2 separate regions of the Homo sapiens genome follow, and region 1 is linked to region 2. Evidence: read pairs that join two places in POLR2A ChIA-PET (ENCODE). Cell type or tissue: PC-9. All regions are shown on one strand.

Region 1 (8,000 bases), 350 kb after region 2:
AGGAAGCCCAAGTCACATTATTCTTCTTTATTAGGGTTGCTAACTCTTTATCTAAACCTTGAATAAACTCAGAATTGAGTAAGTTGTCACTTTTACCGTGCTCAAAGTTTTCAGGAGGTATTCCTGAAAACTCTTTGAATGTCTTTTCAAACCTGATATAAAAGTCAGGCATGATCTCGTTTGGGTGTATTTTACATTGTTGCACCTTTGCTCAATCTATCAATCTATAACCTTGGGGAATATCTGTGGTACAGTGTCACAGAGGTGATTGCAGAGCTCTCTGCATTTCTCTCTTCCAGTTGCATCTATTTTGTCAAAATCTTCTAAAGGCTGTTTCCAATCTGCTACTCTAAACCATTCTTCAGCTTTGTTTTTGGAGACCAGTAACTGAATCAGCTGATATAGGTCAGAGAACCCTGGGTCATAAATCTTAAGACTTAACTGGAATTCCTAAGCAAACCCAAAGGGATCTTCAATCGGATTGAGGAATCCAGATACCAGGGACTTAACTATGATTTGGTCCAGGGGGCATATATTATGTTAGAATCCCCTCTGCTTATGGGTTTTACTCTAAAAGGAGCAACTACTATATTATTTTCTGCAGCTATTTCTGGTCCCCCTGTGGTTTGAGGCAAGGGAGGAGGGAAAGGAGGAGGAAAAATGAAATTGTCTGGATAAGGAAGTTCAGAGAGTAGAGGGTCAGGAGGAGCAGAAGGGGAGTCAGTTTCTGGAGCCTTCCTGATTTCAGAAGTGACTTTTACTGGTTTTTTTAAATTCTGAAACAGTTTCAAAAATTTTTAAATTAACTTCCTGGAGGAAGGCAAGCTTATCTTTCCCTCTTTTTGATGATTCTAGATGCCAGCTAAAGTACGATTGCCATTCATTTTCTTTGATTTGGGAGCCTAATTTGTCTAATCTAGCATGCAGGAAAGCCAATTTAGGAATATCAAAGTTCCCTATTTTGGAAACCTTAAACCTAGGTCATCTTTAGTAAGATCTTTCCATTTACATAAATAATTGCAAGTAAAGGCACCACAATTATTAAACATAAACTCAGTTGGAGTGCCCACAGGGGGCCACTCTCCTTGCCTTTCCTCTTTTTTGGAGGATTTATTTCCTATCTTTTTTGTTTTTTTTTTTTTTTAGGGAACTGACCTGCGGACTAAGGTTTTTGTGTGGTGGATCGATATGTGCTGCCTGTCAGTAGCACTCCACAGTGTGTCACCACTGAGTTATTTCTACACTCTTACATGTCTCAATTTCTCTCTTCAGAGGTCTATCACCTCTGAGAGGGCTCAAGACGCTGGGTGATCAGCCCTTATGTGCATTTCCTGGATGAGCCTTTTTAAATTAATATTTGTTGGAGAGTTTCCTATAGGGCCGCTGCACATTACAGGGGATCAACCCCCCCCGCCCCCCGCCCTCCGCAGACACTCCCACGAGGCCCCCGGTCACCCAGAGGTGCCTTTCAGCTGGGAGGAGCAAAATGCCCTTTCACTTCAGAGCTGAGGAACTCAGTCTCTCACTTACTTATGAAAAACAACAGTTCAGTTCCTCACGCAAAGTGTGCACAGACAAGCCAATTGAGATTAATTTTGAGAGAAAAGGCAATGGAGAAAGATCCTTTTGAATGCACTTCTGAAACTAAAATTAAGATTTTAACCAACTTCCTAGGAGAAAAGACAGAGAGGAAAAAATCAGCTTAGAATAAATCAAGGACCATCAACCAAAACAGGAGGTTGGGGCTCAGGAGAACTTCCCAGTTCCACCGAAGGAGAAGCTCGAATTCGGTGAGGCTTCAATGGGCTCCTGCTGGTACCTTAGCTCCAGTTTTGGGCAACTCCTTCAGGGTCCTGAGTCTTCTCCGAGGCCCAATGTTGGGCACCAGATTATTGTCGGTGAAAAGAGTCAAACCCTGTAAAATATTTGAAGAGATTTATTCTGAGCCATATATAAGTTACCATGGCCTATAACACAGCCCTTAGGAGGTCCTGAGAACATATGACCCAGGTGGTCGGGGTACAGCTCGGTTTTATATATTTTAGGGAGGCATGAGACATCAATCAAATACATTTAAGAAATACATTGGTTTGGTTCCGAAAGGTGGGACACCTCAAAGCGGGGGTTTCCAGGCTATAAGTAAATTTAAACATTTTCTGGTTGACAATTGGTTGAGTTCACCTGAAGACCTGGGGTTAATGCAAAGGAATGTTCAAGTTAAGAAAAAGGATCATAGAGGCTGTGGCGTGGTGGCTTGCGCCTGTAATCCCAGCACTTTGGGAGGCTGAGGTGGGCGGATCACCTGAGGTCGGGAGTTTGCAACCAGCCTGACCAACATGGAGAAACCCCATCTCTACTAAAAATACAAAATTAGCCAGGTGTGGTGGCACATGCCTGTAATCCCAGCTACTCGGGAGGCTGAGGCAGGAGAATCGCTTGAACCCAGGAGGTGGAGGTTGCGGTCAGCTGAGATCGTGCCATTGCACTCCAGCCTGGGCAACAAGAGTGAAACTCTGTCTCAAAAAAAAAAAAAAAAAAGAAAAGAAAAAGGATCATAGAGACCAGGTTTTATTATGCAGAGTGCAGAGGAATCTCTCAGATAGCAGAGTTCAGAGAGAAAGCAGGTTGTAAAATGTTTCTTATCAGACCTAAAAGGGTGCCTGGCTCTTAGTTGATTATCTCCAGGATCTGGAAAGAAAAGGAAAACAAAAGGGAAATGTGGATTTTTCCCACAAGACACTTTGCAGGGCAATTTCAAGGTATGGCAAGGAAATATATTTTGGGGTTAAATATTTTTTCCTTGTCTCATAGTGTTATGCCAGAGTTAGAATGAAAAGTGTGTCACGATATATAGGGTCAAATAAAACCCATTTGATGAGAATTTATGGTTTGTAGTGCATGACTTCCTAGACTCCTTAGGTAGGAATTTGGGCAAAATAAAAAAATCAGAGCTCAGTCTTCAGTTTGATCAATAGTTCTTTTTATAATAAAATTGTAAAGATTATTTCTAAATGCTAGTTTTTATTTTTATAAAGAAACGTATGCTACTATGTACTTTGAAAAAAACACCTGGACTGGGTGCGGTGGCTCAATCCTGTAATCCCAGCACTTTGGAAGGCCGAGGCAGGTGGATCACAAGGTCAAGAGATCAAGACCATCCTGGTCAACATGGTAAAACCCTGTCTCTACTAAAAATACAAAAATTAGCTGGGCGTGGTGGTGTGTGCCTGTAGTCCCAGCTACTCGGGAGGCTGAGGCAGGAGAATCACTTGAACCTGGGTGGCAGAGGTTGCAGTGAGCCAAGATCGCATCACTGCACTCCAGCCTGGGCGACACCGTCTCAAAAAAATAAAAAATAAAAATAAAAAAGAAAAAAACATCTGGAGTCATATACACATAATGTTACAGCAATTATCAAGGAAAGAATACCTATTTGTATGGATTTTTATCTGATCTGATACAGAAGTTTCCAAATGTTCTTGAAACTTGTGAGGGTGTTTTCTTTCATAAAACCGTAAACTTGGTCTCCTTTAAAAATTCCACCTGGAGAGCTACTGATTAACTTGTAAACTTACTGTCCCTTGATACATTTTAAGTGTGTTTCAGTAATGGGATCATAAAAAATTTGCCCTTAGGCCGGGCGCGGTGGTTCACGCCTGTAATCCTAGCACTTTGGGAGGCTGAGGCGGGTGGATCACCTCACGTCAGGAGTTCGAGGCCAACCTGACTAACATGGTGAAAGCACTTCTCTACTAAAAATACAAAAATTAGCCCGGCATGGTGGTACACGCCTGTAATCCCAGCTACTCGGGAGGCTGAGACATGAGAATAGCTCGAAGCTGGGAAGCAGAGGTTGATCGCGCCATTGCACTCCAACCTGGGCGACAGAGCAAGACTTCGTCTCAAAACAAAACAAAACAAAACAAAACAAAACAAAAAAAAAAAGAAGGAAATTTGCCCTTGTGCCCCTTCTTATGAATTCTGATGGATGAGGGAGAACGAAGAGAGGAAAGAGTAAGATAAAAAAAAAAGCCACAAGATGGAGGATAAAAATATTACGGTTATTCTTTTAACTTATCCAGGAACAGAATGAGTAGCATTTTCAGTGTAATGCCCTCACGGTGTATTTCAGAATACTCAGCACCTCCTAACCATTTTACATCTAGAAAGCTCCCAAAAAAAGGCTAATTTGGTTTACTGCCACTTTGGGACGATTCTGGTTCTGGGTGGATTCTGGTTCTGGGACGGAGTTGTTTTCCTTGTCTGTCCCCTCTGGATGCAGTTACGTAGCCATCTAGTGACTGAGTTGGGAATTGCAGCTTCCTTTCGGATTGGGGAAATCTGCCAATTCACCCTGCCTCATCGCAGATGTGGAATGAAAGAAATTCGGTTGGCAAACCTCCTACTAACGGAGAATACCTTAGTGAACCACTTTGCAAGTCCGTCTCCTACATCCTTGTGCAGGCATCTCTTGTGCAGAGCCTTACATTCTTAGATTACCTCACAGGGATACCAAGAGCATAAGATGAAGTTACATAAACCAGAACACAAAAATGTATTTTTAAAAATTACTGTTGTTTTTGTTAGAAAACCCTTTGGAATAGGTCGTTAAAGAGCCTTGTTAAGTGCAAGTCTGTCACAAAATCAGAGATGTTAAAGAAGGCAAGAGGTAAAATGAAAGGAAATTCATGGGGTTGTTATACTTTCATTCATTTATTAACGATATCATTCACTGAGTTTCTACTTGGAGTAGGGTGCTGGGGAAACAAAGATGGATAACACATAAGGGGCACTCTGTCTAGAGGGGAGCCAGACTTGGAAGCAATTTTTAAAAAGTATATCAGAGCAGTGGTGACTGTGCAAAGCACCTGCTTATGCTAGACCTGGGGACACTGAATCCCATTTAGGCAACATGCTTTAAAAAGTACACAGAATCGGATGGGCGCAGTGGCTCACGCCTGTCATCCCAGCACTTTGAGAGGCTGAGGTGGGTGGATTACTCGAGGTCAGGAGTTTGAGACCAGCCTGGCCAACATGGTGAAACCCTATATGTACAAAAAATACAAAAATTAGCCAGGCATGGTGGCGCATGCCTTTAGTCCCAGCTACTTGGGAGGCTGAGGCAGAGGCAGGAGAATCGCTTGAACCTGGGAGGCAGAGGTTGCAGTGAGCCAAGGTCGCACCACTGCACTCCAGCCTGGGCAACAGAGTGAGACTCTGTCTCAAAAAAAAAAAAAAATACACAGAATCAAACAAAATGTGGTATATCCATATCATGGAATATTATTCAGTCTTACAAAGGGAGGAAATTCTCACATGTGCTACAACATAGAGGAAACTTGAGGACATTATGCTAAGTGAAAAATAAGCCAGCTGCAAAAGAGAAAATACTGTATGATTACATTCATATGAGGCACCTAGAATAGTCAAATTCATAGAGACAGAAAGTAAAATGTGGTTTCCAGGGGCTCAGTGGAGAGGCAAATGGAGAGTTATTGCTTAAAGTATAGAGTTTTGATTTGGGAAGATGAAAAAATTCTGGAGATGGATGGTGGTGATGGTAATAGAGCAATGTGAATATACTCAATACTACTGAACTGTACACTTGAAAATAGTTAAGATGGTAAACTTTATGTTATGTCTATTTTACCAGTTTTTAAAAAAGTACACAGAAAGCAATGAGAATGAATCAAGTATAGCTACACACAATATGACATGGATAACTCTTACAATGTTGAGCAAAAGAAGCCAGATACAAAATGGTGCATACTGTGTGATTCTATTGATATAATTCACATGTTAGAAGTCAGGATGGTGGTTACTTCTGGGGGAGGCAGAGATAAAAAAGTAGCATAAACTTCTAGGGTTCTGGTAATATTTCTGTTTCTTGACCAAGTAGTGTTCACGTGTAAAAGTTAATTGCACAGTATATTTATAATTCGTGCAGTTTTCTGTATGTATCTTAAGCTTCAGGTTTTTTTCTTTTCTTTTTTTTTTAAATGGGACAGAGACAAAGTGAAGGGGAATCACCAGGACAGTTAAGGGACTTTAAACATTTGTAGGAAGAAAAGTCGAACAATTTCAGGGTGGTCGAAGTAGTTTGTAGTCTTCAAATATCTGAAGGAGTGGCATGTGGAAGAGGAAGCAAACTTTGCTCACCATACCCAGAGGGGTGATGAGCCAGAGTTAGAGGAAGACAGAATTTAGCTCATTAAAAATGATGCTTCAATTATAGGGTAAGAATTGGATCTCTTAGGAAAATCACACAGCTTCAACTTTGGGACTAAAGGTAATTGGGTATGAATCCTGGCTCTGCCACTTACTTGGATGAATTATGTCACTCAATCGAGTTTCACTTTCTACATCTGTAAAATGCGACTGGTACTAACCACTTGCTGGGTTACTTTCAGGACTAGTGATAATGTATAGCACATACTTTGCCTAGGCCCTGGCCCATAGGAAGTGCTGAAGAAGTAGTAGAAGTTATTTTCAGAAGAAAATGACATAGAAGATGGATTACACCTCAGTGAGGTGTTATGTATTAAAGCATTGGTTCCTTTCAACCCCAAGAATCTATGTAACTTGCCCAAGGTCACACAGCTAATAAAGCCTTCGGTTCCTGATTGGTCCACTCCACTGGGCTGCCTTAGGTGAGAGGATTTCTAGCATCAAGCCGTTGCCCATCAGGGCTAATCAGATAATCATGTCTGTAACAGACCATGAGGGTTAGGATCTTATTCCTTTAAATTCTGACTGTACTCTACAATAGTTCAAAGGGGGAAATCTGGGATGCTGGTTCAAGTGGTAGCCGTGAACAGACAGGTTACGGCTTCAAAGCACCAGGTATTGGGGGTGTGTGTGTGTGTGTGTGTGTGTGTGTGTGTGTGTGGTGTGGTGAGAGAAATTGTTTTAAAAAAAATTTTTTTTTAATGGATTAAGGAAAAAATGTGAAGATAAGTTTAGCCAACTTCACCATTTTTCAGGGTCCAGCTCTTACTGACTGAATAAATAAATCATGAGGCAGAAACAAGAGATACTGCTTTGAAAACCAGTTTCTTCGGCCGGTCATGGTGGCTCATGCCTATAATCCCAGCACTTTGGGAGGCTGAGGCGGGTGGATTGCCTGAGGTCAGGAGTTCGAAACCAGCCTGGCCAGCATGGTGAAACCCTGTCTCTACTAAAAATACAAAAATTAGCCAGGCATGGTGGCAGGTGCCTGTAATCCCAGCTAATCGGGAAGCTGAGGCAGGAGAATCACTTGAACCTGGGAGGCGGAATTGCAGTGAGCTGAGATTGTGCCATTGCACTCCAGCCTGGGCAACAGAGCGAGACTTCATCTCAAAAAAAAAAAAAAAAAAAAAAAAAGAACAGTTTATTCATTTGTAGGCAAAAGCAATGGACTCAATCCACAAAGGTGAGAAAAACCTGAGTTAACACTTTGGCCTAAATTTTCCCAAAGCCTCTTTCTTAGCCTGACTCCAGGCTGCTTAACCCTTATATTTCCAAAGGAAATGACTTGCTGGGGCGGGGCGTCTCAATTTCTACTCTAGGCTTTCTTCCCAACCTCTGTTAAATATTTCTGCCTTGGATTTATTTATGCCCTGGACACAAGAGGAGTCTCTATGACAAGAGACTTGAGGAAACAAACACCTAAAACAGTGTCTCTTTGTCTTGGGCATTATACACTTAAGTCACACTGACCCTTTAAACTTCTACAGCTGCTCAAATGTTATGTCTTGGCCCATATAACTTTTATACTGGATGAAAAATAAATGATATGAATTTAGCTCACTATAGCTTTGGTCTTCGCCAAAGGAAAGAAATACCAGCAGCTTCTTTTTGCAAGTAGCAATTTATTTTAGTGCTTTCCTCTTCAGACTAAAGCCCTTGGTAGAAACCAAAATTACAGCCAAAGCCCACACAGAAACCTCAGATTTTAGTCATATGTCTTGCAAGGATGTTACATCATTTCTTAGTTTACCAAATGGAGACATTTCCTG
Region 2 (8,000 bases):
GGCACATGCCACAATACCCAGCTAATGTTTATTTTTTGTAGAGACGGGGTGTCACTATGTTGCTCAGGCTGGTCTCAAACTCCTGGGCTCAAGTGATCTGCCTGCCTTGGCCTCACAAAGTGCTGGGATTACAGGTGTGAGCCACTGCAACTGGCCGACTCTGTCTCTTCCCCGCCCCCGCCAAAAAAAAGGAATATTCTTCATTCCTAAAAAGAATGAAATCTCATCATCTGCAGTAACATGGATGGAACTGAAGGTCGTCATGTTAAGTGAAATAAGCCAGGCACAGAAAAACAAATGTTGCATGTTCTCACTCATATGTGAGGCCTAAAAAAAGTTCATCTCATGGAGGTAAAGAGATAGTTACCAGAGGCTGGGAACAACTTGGGGAGGATAAAGAGAGAGGCTGGTTAATAGATACAAACGTGGATAGAAGGAATAAGTTCTAGTGTTTGACAGCATAATAGAGTCACTATAGTTGACAATAACTGCATATTATTTGTATATTTCAAAATAGCTAGAAGATTGGAAATATTTCCAACTCAAAGAAATGATAAAGGTTTGAGGTGATGGAAACCTTAAATACCCCAATTTGGTTCTTTTGTTTGTTTGTTTTGAGATGGAGGTTTGCTCCGTTGCCCAGGCTGGAGTACAAAGGCGCCATCTCAGCTCACTGCAACCTCCACCTCCCTGGTGCAAGTGATACTCGTGCCTCAGCCTCCCGAGTAGCTGGGATTACAGGCGCCCGCCACCAAGCTTGGCAAATTTTTGTATTTTTAGTAGAGATGGGGTTTCACCACACTGGCCAGGCTAGTCTTGAACTCCTGACCTCAGGTGATCCACTAGCCTTGACCTCTCAAAGTGCTGAGATTACAGGTGTGAGCCACCATGCCCAGCCAAAATATCCCAATTTGATCAGTACATATTGTATACATGTATCAAAATACCACATGTACCTTGTATGTACAATTATTATGTATTAATTTTAAAAACAATTTCAGAAAAAGAAGATCTCAACAATCTAACATTACATCCCAAGGCACTAGAGAAAGAACAGACGAAGCCCAAAATTAGCAGAAGGAGGGAAATAACAAAGATCAAAGCAGAAATAAACAAGGACTAGAAAAACAACAACAACAAAATCAATGAAACTAAGAGTTGTTTTTTTAAAAGATAAACACAATTGACAAACTATTAGCTAGACTAAGAAAAAAAGACAACTCAAAATCAGAAATGAAGCCGAGTACAATGGCTCATGCCTGTAATCCCAGCACTTTGGGAGGCCAAGGCAGGTGGATCACTTGAGGTCAGGAGTTCAAGACCAGCCTGGCCAACACAGTGAAACCCCCATCTCTACTAAAAATAAAAACACTAGCTGGGCATAGTGGCACACACCTGTAGTTCTAGCTAGTTGGGAGGCTAAGGCAGGAGAATCACTTGAATCCAGGAGGCGGAGATTGCAGTGAGCCAAGATCGTACCACTGCACTCCAGCCTGGGCAATAGAACGAGACTCCATCTCAAAAAACAGCAGAAACAAAAGAGGACACATTACAATTCATAACACAAATATAAAGGATCCTAAGAAACTACTATAAACAATTATACATCAACAAATTGGATAGTCTAGAAGAAATGTATAAACTCCTAGGTACATACAACCTACTAAGACTGAATTATGGAGAAATAGGAAATCTGAAAAGGCAAGGCATGGTGGCTCATGCCTGTAATCCCAACAGTCTGGGAGGCCAAGTGGGTGGCTTGATTGAGCCCAGGAGTTTAAGACCAGCCTGGGCAATATAGTGAGACCCCATCTCTACAAAAGATACAAAAATTAGCCAGGCATGGTGGCATGTGCCTGTAGTCCCAGCTACTAGGGAAGCTGAGGTGGGAGGATCAGTTGAGCCCAGGAGAAGGTTGCAGAATAGATCAATTACAATGAAATTGAATTAGTAATAAAGTCTCCCATCAAAGAAAAGCTCAGGACCAGACTACTTCACAGCTGAATTCTACCCAACATTTAAAGAAGATCTAGTACCAATCCTTCTCAAACCCTTCCAATAAATTGAACCAGAGAGAATTTTATGAGGCCAGCAATACCCTGATACTAAAGCCAGACAAGGACAGTACAAGAAAAGAAAATTACAAGGCAAGAGCCCTGATGAACATAGATGCAAAAATCCTCAACAAAATAGTAGCAAATCAAGTTCAACATCATATTTTTTATTTTATTTTTTGAGATAGAGTCTCACTCTGTCACCCAGGCTGGAATACAATGGTGCAGACCTCCACCTCCTGGATTCAAGTGATTCTCCTGCCTCAGCCTCCTGAGTAGCTGGGACTACAGGTGTGTGCCACCACGCCAGGCTAATTATTTTGTATTTTTAGTAAAGACAAGTTTTCACCATGTTGTCCAGGCTGGTCTCGAACTCCTAACCTCAAGTGATCCACTTGCCTCGGCCTCCCAAAGTGCTGGGATTACAGGAATGAGCCACCACATCCAGCCACTCACCACTTCTTTTCAGCATAGTACTGGAATTCCTAGCCAGAGCAATTAGGCAAGAGAAAGAAATAAAAGGCACGCCAATAGGAAAAGAAAAAGTGAAATTCTCTGTTTGCTGAGGACACGATCTTATATAGAGAAACCCCTAAAAACTCCACCAAAAAACTGTTAGAACTGAAATGAATTCCATAAAGTTGCAGGATACAAAATCAACATATAAAAATCAGTAGCTTTTTTTTTTTTTTTTTTGGTGAGACAGGGTCTTGCTCTGTCACCCAGGCTGGAGTGCAGTGGCAAAATCACAGCTCACTGCAGCCTCAACCTCCTGGGCTCAAGCGATCCTCCCACATCAGCCTCTGGAGTAGCAGGTGTGCACCACTATACTTGGCTATTTTTTTTTTAATTTTATGTAGAGACAGGGTCTCCCTATGTTGTCCGGGCTGGTCTTGAACTCCCGGACTCAAGCAATCCTCCCACCTCTGCCTCCCAAAGCGCTGGGATTACAGGTATAAGCCACTGCATCCGGCTACAGTGGCATTTCTATACATTACTGACAAACTATCCAAAAAAGAAATTAAGAAAATAATCCCATTTGCAATAGCAAAAACAACAAAAACTACTTAGGTGTAAATTTAACCAAGGAGGTGAAAGATACTGAAGACTATACGTATTGAAGAAAGAAACTGAAGAAAATGCAAATAAATGGAAAGATATCCTGTGTTCTTGGATTTGAAAAATTAACATTGCTAAAATGTCCATACTACGTAAAACAATCTACAGATTCAATGCAATCCCTATCAAAATTCCAATGAAAATTTTACAGAAATAGAAAAAAATCCTTAAATTTATATGCAATGACAAAAGACCTCAAATTGCCAAAACAATCAGGCCAAAAGAACAAAGCTGGATGCATCGCACTCCCTGATTTCAAAATATGTTATTACATAAAGCTATTATAATCAAAACAGCATGTTCTGGCATAAAAACCGAACTGTAGACCAGTGGAACAGGATGGAATGCTCAGAAATAAACCCATGCATTTATGGTCAAATGATTTTCCACAAAGGTGCCAAGAACATACAATAGGGCAAGGACAGTAAATAAATGGTGTCAGGAAAACTGGATATTCACAGGCAGAAGAATGAAAGTGGATCCTTATATCATAAACAAAAACCGGCTCAAAATGGATTAAAGACTTCAATATAAGACCTGAAACTATAAAACAACTAAAAGTAAACATGGAGACGCTACACAGCGTTGGCCTAGACAATGATTATTTTGGATGTAACCCTAAAAGCACAGGCAATAAAAGCAAAAATAGACAAAGGGAATTGCATCAAATGTAAAAGCTTCTGCACAGCAAAGGAAACAATTAACAAAGGGAAGAGATAACACAAAGAATAGGTGAAAATATTTGCAAACCATACATCTGATAAGCAGTTAATATCTAAAATATATAAGAAACTCAACTCATTAGCAAGAAAACAAATAAGCTGATTTTAAAATGGGCAAAGAACCAGAACAGATATTTCTCAAGACATACAAATGTCCAGTGGGTTCATGACAAAAATGTTCAACATCATTAAGCATTAAGGAAATAGAAATTAAAACCACAATGAGCTATCACTTCACACCTGTTAGAATGGCTACTATCAAAAAGATGAAAGTTAACAAGTGTTGGCAAAGATGTGGACATAAAGGAATCCTGTACTTTGTTGGTGGGAATGTAAATTAGTACTGTCATTATGGAAAATGGTATAAAGATTTAAACAACTAAAACTAAGCCAGGTGTGGTAACACATGCCTGTAGTCTCAGATACTTGGGAGGCTGAAGTGGGAGGAACGCTTGAGCCTGGGAGTTCAAGGCTGCAGTGAGCTATGATTGTGCCACTGTACTCCAGCCTGGGTGACAGAGCAAAACCCAGTCTTTAAAAACAATAACATCAACAAAAAAAAAACCCTACCACCAGCAATCTGACTTGTGGATATACGTCCAAAGGAATGGAAATCAATACATTGAAGGGATATCTACATGCCCATGCTCATTGCAGTATTGTTCACAATAGTCAAGATATGGAATCAAACTAAGTGTCTGTCAGTGGATAAATGAATAAAGAAAACATGATATATTTGGAATACTATTCAGCCTTTAAAAAGGAAATTCTGCCATTTGCAACAGCATGGGTGGAACTGGAGGACATTATGCTAAGTGAAATAAGCCAGGCACAGAAAGACAAATACTGCACGATTTCACTTATATGTGGAATCTATTGAACTCACTGAAGTAGAGAGTAGAATGGTGGTTACCACAGGCTGGGGAGGGGAGTGAGGAATCAGGAGTTTTTGGTCAAAGGGTATAAAGTTTCAGTGAGGAAGTTTGAGATCTATTGCGTGGCAGAGTGGCTATCGTAAATAAAAGGTATTGTGTATTTCAAAATAGCTGAGCAAATTTCAAATGCCTCACCACAAAAAATAAGTGAGGTGAGGAATATGTTAGCTTGATTTAATCATTCCACATTTTGTGTGTGTGTGTGTGTATATATATGTATATATGTATGTGTGTGTATATATATGTATATATGTATATGTATATGTATATATGTATATATGTGTATATATGTATATATGTATATGTATATATGTATATGTATATATGTATATGTATATATGTATATATGTATATGTATATATGTATATGTGTATATGTATATGTATATATGTATATGTATATATGTATATTATATATGTATATGTATATATATGTATATATGTATATGTATATATGTATATGTATATAATCTCTCAAAACATCACATTGCACCCCATTAATGTATAAAATTTTGATTTATCAATTAAAAATAATATTAATGAGTTTAAAAGCTAATGTATTGATGGATTAATATCATTAAAGATAACATTGAAGAGAAAAAACAGCTATAGAAGAATAAGTTCAGTATGATACTACATTTAGAGAACATGCAAAACAGAAAATGCAAACATTTGTGGAAAAGAATACATGGGAATAATATACACCGAATTCGGGTAATGGTTACATCAGGAAACGGAAGGGAGCGGGATCATTAAAGACACACAGGGGGCTTTTCTTTTATACAGTATTATATTATTTTATTTTAGGCAGGGTTTCTCTCTGTTGCTTAGGCCGGAGCGCAGTGGCACTATCTCAGCTCGCTGCAGCCTCAACCTCCCAGGCTCAAGAGATCCCCCCACCTCAGCCCCTCGAGTAGCTGGGACCACAGGTATGCACCACCATGCTCTGCTAACTTCTGTATTTTTTTGTAGAGATGGGGATTCGCCATGTTGCCCAGGCTGGTCTCCAACTCTTGAGCTCAAGCAATCCTCCTGTCTCAGCCTCCCAAAGTGCTGGGACTACAGGCGTGAGCCACTGCTCCTGGCCTGTATTTTATTTCTTTACCTAGGTGGCAAATAGCATGAATACTTACTCCGTTCAGATTCCTGTGCCTGAAGTATTTCATTGTTTTAAAAAACACTCTTTCTAGAAACCAATGATTTGAGGAGGGTTGAAGGAGTTAGATATTGTTAGCATATGGTTGCCATTTCCAAATATTTGAAGGAACATGTATAAGAAAAAAAGGTATTCTGTTTGCTAATGCATATGTACAAGCATGTGTTAACTGTAAGCCACATACATATTGCTATCACTGCTTCAGAGGACAGATTTAGGACAAATGGGAAGACACTACAAGGAGGCAGGTAGATTTGGGCTCAATATAGACATGTTTAACAATCAGAGGCAGCACAATGTCAGAGACGAGAGCAAGACGGTTTGGAGCCAGCCTGCCTGGGTTCAGATCTTGGCTCTGCTCTTTGTAGGCAGTATGATTTGGGGCAAATTATTTAACCTCTCTGTGCCTGTTTCCTATTCTGTAAAATGGGAATAATACAGAGTGCCTACCTCGTAGGCTAGAATAAGGATTAAATGGTTGATTATTTGTAAAGTGCTTAGAACAGTGCCTGATACATAATAAACACTATGTAAGTGTTCGTAAAATAAATCTAACAAAGAATCTAGCAAATGAAGAGCCTGCCTTGTAAAGCAGTAAACTCTTCAAGGGCTCATGCAAAGGCTGGATAAATCTCTTTTAAGGATGGTGCAGGGATATCCTTCCCTTCTAGTCTACAGATGTATGCTTCTTAAACTTCATTATGCACAGAAACCACAGAGGGATCATATTAAAATGCAGATTCTAAGCCAATGAGCCTGAGGTGGGGCCTGAGATTCTTTTTTTTCTTTTTTCTGAGACGGAGTCTCGTTCTGTCATCCAGGCTGGAGTGCAGTGGCACGATCTCAGCTCACTGCAACCTCCGCCTCCCAGGTTCAAGTGATTCTCCTGCCTCAGCCTCCTGAGTAGCTGGGACTACAGGCACATGCCACCACGCCTGGCTAATTTTTTTTTGTATTTTTAGTAGAGATGGGGTTTCACCATGTTGGTCAGGATGGTCTCAATCTCCTGACCTCATGATCTGCCCACCTCAGCCTCCCAAAGTGCTGGGATTACAGGTGTAAGCCACCATGCCCGGCCTGAGATTCTTTATTTCTAACAAGTGGTGCCAATGCTACGGTTCTCCTGAGGACCACACCTTAAGTAGCAAAGCTCTAGATGGTTTTATTCCTACTGTCATGCATCATAATTTCAAAGATGCTTAGTTTTTTATTGTTGTTTTTTTTTTTTTGAGACCGAGTCTCACTCGCTCAGGCTAGAGTACAGTGGCCCAATATCGCTCACTGCAACTTCTGCCTCCTGGGTTCAAGCAATTCTCCTGCCTCAGCCTCCTGAGTAGCTGAGATTACAGGTGCATGCCACCACACCCAGCTAATTTTTTTGTATTTTTAGTAGAGACGGGGTTTCACCATGTTTGCCAGGCTGGTCTCAAACTCCTGACCTCAGGTGATCTGCCCGCCTCGGCCTCCCAATGTGCTGGGATTATAGATGTGAGCCACCATGCTCAACCTCACAGATGCTTAGTTCTTACCTCTGATGAATCTTCAATTTGCAGCAAATTCTAAACACAGTTCTCTTTCGAAACCAACTTTTGACCCCTTAATTAACCAATAATAGTTTGATTACTAAAAGAACTAAGTTTTTTTTTTTTTTTTTTTTTTAGAGATGGGGTTTTGCCATGTTGCCAGGGCTGCTAGCTTGAACTCCGGGACTCAAGTGATCCTCCTATCTCAGCCTCCCAAAGTGCTGGGATTACAGGCGTGAGCCACTGCACCCAGCCTAGGAGTAAGAATTTATAGGAGGTTTGGGGTGATGTTTTATATAAACATATATTTCCATACTGCACATAATTACTTTTTTTTTTTTAAGAGATGGAGTCTTGCCCTGTCATCCAAGCTGGAGTGCAGAGGAGCAATCATAGCTCACTATAGTCTCTAACTCCTGGCCCCAAGTGATCCTTCCACGTCAGCCTCCACAATTGCTGGAATTATTAATACAAGAGGGAGCCACTGAGCTC

The links. Peaks named below come from ENCODE experiments on the same cell type or tissue, not always from the same donor. Only the 100,000 strongest peaks of a DNase experiment are listed, where the experiment ranks them.
Region 1: POLR2A ChIA-PET joins it to region 2 with 10 read pairs; 2 of 35 experiments call an interaction of 5 or more read pairs at or near these places.

What each region holds. Positions count from the first base shown.
Region 1 is chr15:50,872,812-50,880,811 of GRCh38, forward strand. No RefSeq gene overlaps it. Among named protein-coding and RNA genes, the nearest start is that of AP4E1, 32 kb to the right of the region's middle. RefSeq lists an enhancer at 6,225-6,394. In PC-9, CTCF peaks have their summits at 4,289 and 4,492; a DNase peak (open chromatin) is centred at 4,360; H3K4me3 peaks cover 358 bases; H3K27ac peaks cover 1,555 bases.
Region 2 is chr15:50,520,444-50,528,443 of GRCh38, forward strand. The region is part of intron 6 of USP50 (ubiquitin specific peptidase 50); the gene reads right to left. Among named protein-coding and RNA genes, the nearest start is that of USP50, 22 kb to the right of the region's middle. In PC-9, no CTCF peak of the experiment used is centred here; no DNase peak of the experiment used is centred here.